Linked DNA regions of Homo sapiens: region 2 is linked to region 1. The links are chromatin loops, found by intact Hi-C in ENCODE. Cell type or tissue: ascending aorta. All regions are shown on one strand. Links, peaks and the distances in the headings refer to the core of each region. The heading gives the core; the rest is flanking DNA. Region 1 has its middle 220 kb from the start of UGT8. Region 2 overlaps ARSJ (arylsulfatase family member J).

Evidence for each region. Peaks named below come from ENCODE experiments on the same cell type or tissue, not always from the same donor. Only the 100,000 strongest peaks of a DNase experiment are listed, where the experiment ranks them.
Region 2: it touches region 1 in a loop (6-fold over the local background); 38 of 110 quality-filtered maps call a loop at or near these places.

Annotation. Positions count from the first base shown.
Region 1 is chr4:114,377,015-114,379,942 of GRCh38, forward strand. No RefSeq gene overlaps it. Among named protein-coding and RNA genes, the nearest start is that of UGT8, 220 kb to the right of the region's middle. In ascending aorta, for the core only: a CTCF peak has its summit at 1,483; no DNase peak of the experiment used is centred there.
Region 2 is chr4:113,950,913-113,953,840 of GRCh38, forward strand. The region is part of intron 1 of ARSJ (arylsulfatase family member J); the gene reads right to left. Among named protein-coding and RNA genes, the nearest start is that of ARSJ, 27 kb to the right of the region's middle. In ascending aorta, for the core only: a CTCF peak has its summit at 1,714 (motif pointing right); no DNase peak of the experiment used is centred there; H3K27ac peaks cover 1,104 bases.

The sequences.
Region 1 (2,928 bases), core at 132-2,631:
TTATGTTGGGAGTGGGTTCCTGATTTTTTAAAAAATGAGTTCAGCACCATTCCTCTCTCTCTCTCTCTCACACACACACACATACACATACACACACACACGCCTTCTTGCTCTTCTGCATTCTACCATGAGATGATGCCACGTCACGAGATGATGAAGGCCCTAGCCAGATGAAGGCCCCTTGACCTTGGACTTTCCAGCCTTTAGAACTATAAGCGATAAATTTCATTTTTTTTTTTTTTGAGATGGAGTCTCGCTCTGTCGCCCAGGCTGGAGTGCAGTGGCGCAATCTCGGCTCACTGCAACTTCCGCCTCCTGAGTTCAGGCAATTATCTGCCTCAGCCTCCCGAGTAGCTGGGATTACAGGCATCCAACACCATGTCCGGCTAATTTTTTGTATTTTTAGTAAAGACAAGGTTTCACCATCTCAGCCAGGCTGGTCTTGAACTCCTGACCTCGTGATCCACCCGCCTCGGCCTCCCAAAGTGCTGGGATTACTGGCGTGAGCCACCACACATGGCCTCTATTCTTTATAAATTACCCAGCTTCAAGTGTTCTGTTATATAGCAACATAAAATGGATTAAGACACCAGTGTAACTTTGACAGCCTTATTAGGCATTATTCCAGAAGAAATAACCCACATGGGTTCTTATTAATCTACTCATTGGTCAATGGGAAAGTATTTTCTATTTGTATGTCTTCACTTATTAGTGAAAGGCAACCTACACATTCAGAACTTTAACACTTTTTTGGGAGAAAGTATCCCCTAAAGAGATTATCTAGTTTTTTAAATCCTTTTTTTAAAATCATTTTCAAAGAAATGTCTCTTTGTGGTTTTAATGGAGGTTCAGTTTAAAATGTGGTAGTCAAAAGAAACCAATTTAGCTGCTTTCTTTGACCAGTGACAACAGTCTAATCATCGCTTGCTTAATTGGCTCTGCAATTTCCTAATTAGCATAGGATTGGCCAGAGCCTGATGTGATAGCTTACCCTTTGGCTCTTAAATTCTAGCTTTTTCTTTATTAATCAAAAGGAAAATCATCATGCATGTTAAAATCATTAAAGAAGAACTCCTTTTATCAAACCTTTAGGCTTCTGAAGTTAGGAGACATCTCTTCTTGTAAATTACGTTCTAGACTTGTTAATTTTTAAGTGAGTGAACTAATCTTTGGTGGAAAATAGGTGAGGGATTAATTAATAGAAGGTGGTAAATGTTAAAGGAATATGGTTCAGAATGAAGTTAGGTACCATGCATTCCTGCTGAGTTAACCTAAAACATAAAGTCATCTTTTATTTTCCCAAGGAAAAGATCCAGAAAGAAGTTTTTTTCACTAACTTTACCATATTAACATCTAATTTTGTATATATAATTGTAAATACTATTTAAAAGGTAAACTGAAACACAATACTATTTTAAAAAATTTATTGCAGCTAACAATGATTCATTAACCGGGCGGCTCCAAACCAGAAGTGATCTGAGAGCTCCACCAAGTGAAATGCAACAGGGAAGCTTTTACAATCCTATCATTGAGGTAAAAGAAAATAAGACATTTGACTGATTACAGTTGTACAGTTGCTTTATTTGGTTTCTTTTCTTAGAAAGTTGCTAATTATAATATGTTAATTGGCTGCTTCTGATTGATTGAGATTGAGTTCTGTTTTTCGTTAATACAGGCATTTACAAGAAACACCTCAGGTTGTTTCACTTATGTTTGCAAATCGAGCAAGGTTGAGGTAACTTATGAGCTCTAATTGGGTTTGTCAGCTCAGGGATTTTTTTCAGGCATGGTCTCCATCTTAATTAACTTCAACAATATCAACTTTTAATATTTACTTCATCAAATAAATTAACATATTTATAATCACAAATTATTATGTAATTACTTTACTACTATAAAAATATACTTTTTCACATTCCTTGAACTATTTTATTTAAGCTTTTGATATGTATTTCCTAAAGTAGTCTTCATCATTAACAGAGCTGCCTGTTGAATCTAATGGCTTTGTCCAGAGCACATTATTTTCTTACTGGTCCACACTTTTTTGAGATAAAGCACTTTCTGGGTCTGTATACAATGTTTTCACTGGAAAATTTATCCTGAGTGTATACATTCACAAAACATTAGCCCATTTGTTTTTATATTTTCCTATGAATATACATCCACTATCTCCTCAACACGACCATTTGCTGCATTGCTTTTTAAATAAATTTTAAACTTGTTTATAACCCAGCACTTGCAATTGTGAAGTCATGTTCATGATAGGAATAAATAAATCTGTATTATAGTTTTAGGGTTTTTTTTCTTTCTCATCAATTCAGTCGATCTCAGTCAATCACTCACTTGATACTAGTATTGACAGATTTTTAGGCTAATGTGTCTTCACTGAACAACAACAATTTGGTTTGGTTAGTCAAAATTAAATAAACTGAGAGAGGATCAGCAATAAGTAAGATTTTGTAAGGATTTGGATATAAAGTAACTATCCCCCTCTTATCTGAGAACAACAACAAACAAATAAACAAAAAACAACTTTGCCTTATTCAAACATGCCGAGCAATCTTAGACTTCAGTTCACAGAAATTTTAGCATTGTTTTGAAGTAGTTTGTACTAATTTTAATCACTTCTGAATTCTATATTCAATTTTTCTTATATCAAAAACTGATTATGATTAACAAGAACTATTATAACATGGAACCCAGGAAATTATCTGAAGATGTTCATATATTATATAAAAAGTGATATATAGATATAGATTTATCTATCTCTCTAGAAAGATAGATGGATAGATAGATAGATAGATAGATAGATAGATAGATAGATAGATCGATAGATAGATAGATACATGGATACCTGGAGATATATATATATACCCACACACACACTCTGTTTTACTACAACAAGGTCCCTGTACAATAGACCCCTCT
Region 2 (2,928 bases), core at 217-2,716, 430 kb before region 1:
TGTTGTTCTGTTTATGGCACCAAACACTGCCAACACTGCCCAAGACTAAGAATTGGGAGAAAGGATTGGGAATAAAGGGAAATAAATGGAAGTTTTAAAAATGCTTGAAGAAACAAATAGAAACCAGAATCATAAAAGATAAAGATTTATGAGAAGGCATTAGAAACCCAGGGCAGTACAGCTATAAAGGCCCATACTTGTTACTTAGTAGTACAGCTGTCAAAAATGCTTCCAATATGGGGAAGTTCAATATCTCACCAGACAGCTCATTTTATTTCTGAAGAGTTTACTAATATAAGGTTCTCATTTGGATTAATCCAGGCTCTTCTTGTCTGGAATCTTAACAAATCTGGAATCTCTTCTATGTTAATGTTCTTCAAATATGTGAAGACAGTTACCACGTTTCTGAGTTGTTTCAGTTATTTCAGCCAATCCTCATGCTCTCTGGTTGCCAGATCTCCTTGGCACACACTTCAGTGTGTCAGTGTCCCTCTTACAATCTGGCACTTTGAATTGAACATAATCCTTCAGATGTGGTCTGGACAGTGTAAAGTTCAATGGGACTACTCCCTTTCTTGATCTGAAGTCGACACTTTATTAAGACTCACACGAGCTTATTTGGCAGCACGTCATACTGTTGGCACACGGTGAACTTGCAGGCAGCTAAAACCCCAAGTTATTTCTTTTTTCTATATTCACTGTTCTTAAGCCAGTTGTCCTCTCTCGTAGAAGAGGAGTTTATTTTATGAATCTACAGAGAGAATGTTTTGTTTCTTGACGCCTTCTCTCATTCTTCCTGCTCTTTAAAGATCTAGAAGATACTTAATTTTGTCCTTCAATATGTTAGCTATCCCTCCTGTTAATTCTGGTAAATATGTGTCTTCATCTGAATCATGCGTTTAAGAGTTTGAGGGGACAGAACTAACTCAGAACAAAGCCTTATAAATTGTTATTGAATAACTGCCCTTAGGTTAACTTTGATTTGTTACTCAATTCCCTTTTTAATGTCACGTTCAACTTTTTACTTATCATTCAGTTTATTTTTTTTCTGATTAAAAGGATTGTCTTTTCTACAAGGCTTGTTGAAACTGAGACATAGCATATGTATAACCTCCCCGGATTTTGCATGCTGGAAGAAATTTACTTTTCTTTTTCATTTTTTAAGAGACAGGGTCTCACTATATTGCCCAAGCTGGAGTGCAGTGACCATTCACAGGTGCATTCATAGTGTACCGCAGCCTTAAACTCCTGGCCTCAAGCAATCCTCTCATCTCAGCCTCTCAAGTAGCTGGCACCACTGCAAGAAATTTAAGTGATATATTTTGGGCTTGAATTATTTTCAAACAATTTAAGACCACTTCTAATAATCACCAATTCCTGTAGTAACTTACTGAATAAAAACCAACTTCCCAGCCAACTTGATTTTTTAAAATCAGGGAACCACAGTCAACCTATTAATTAGTTTTATTTCTAAAATCCAGACTTCTCTCTTTTTTGACATTGAGATACTAGTCTTCCATATCCTTGCTTTTTATGAGTCTTCAATGAATGCTTTAAAATATTTTCATACGCATATCAATATTTAAAATATGGCATGTAATGTAATGCACTCTGGGTTCTCAATTTAGCGAACTGTTCCTACAGTCTGTTAACCCATGAAACCAAGCGCTTTAATACAAGGTTAAACGCTTGGGTGAGGTAATGCTGAAAGCAGTCACTAGAGGGAAATAGAGGGCTGAGAACTAGGTACAGGAATGGTCGACCCCTGGTTAGAAGGACCAAGAGAACGATAGGCTGGAGAAGGCTAAACCTCTGTAGAAGAGGCTACTCTCAGGTTTACCCCGAAATTCCACTTTAGATATGGTTCACATAAGAACAGAGATAGAGCTGGGACGCAATCAAGACAGATCAGCCAGTCAGCACTCAGTTGGAAGACACATCAATGACAAGGTTTTTAGGAAGTTTGATATCAATGCCAGAAAATGACCTTGAAGCAGGAGTCTTAGTGTCATGGTTGAAATCTGCAGTCCAAGCTAAGATCAAAATTATATCAATTCAGCAATAATCGTTACAATTTATTGACTGTCTACTATATATCTAGCAATGAACCAATATTATCTCCCATTCTTGGAACAAGCTTTGGAAAGTAATATTTTCCCCATTTCACAAAAAGGAAACTGAAGAACAGGATTTAAGAAATTTAAGTGGCAAAACTGGGATCTCAACAGAGATTAGTTGAGCTGCAAGGCATGTACTCACTATGCTGAAAGACTGGACAATACCGTATTCTGATTCAATAATTAGAACTCTGGGAAGAGAGCTGTGGAAAAGCTTGGAGCAATCTTCTCCTCAACTCTAAGGCCTTCTGTCTTAGAATTTGCGGTGAGTGGACACATCTTCTCACTTATCATAGGCTTCTATTTTCTGTAATCAAATTTCATCAGTCCTTCACAGATTTGAAGTTCATTCTGCTTTTTTAGGACCATGCAAACAAAATATATCCTATTAATACATTTCATTTTCTTTAAAGTCAAGGCAAATGAATACTTTGTAAACATAATGTATGGCTTTTTAAAAGTTATATGTAATGGATACAAACTTAGTACAGTGAAAATTCTCAGTGACAATTTGAATTTCCAATAGGATTTGAATTTCCAATAGGATTTGAATTTCCAATAGGATCTGCACCTCTTGGCCGAAATACTGGCCACATAAACATGGCACCAGATCTATCTGGTAAAAATGCATATTAAGTAGTTAAGGCAGCAAATGTTTATAGGGGGTAAAAGAATTTTCAGTTTTAGCATCTGTAAAGCCAATATTAGGTGAACAGGTAAATGAATTCAGGGATAAAATGATCAGTAGCAGCATAATAAAAGGATTTTAAAAGCACTGAACCTTAAATAACTCAATGGAAGTAAAGAGAAA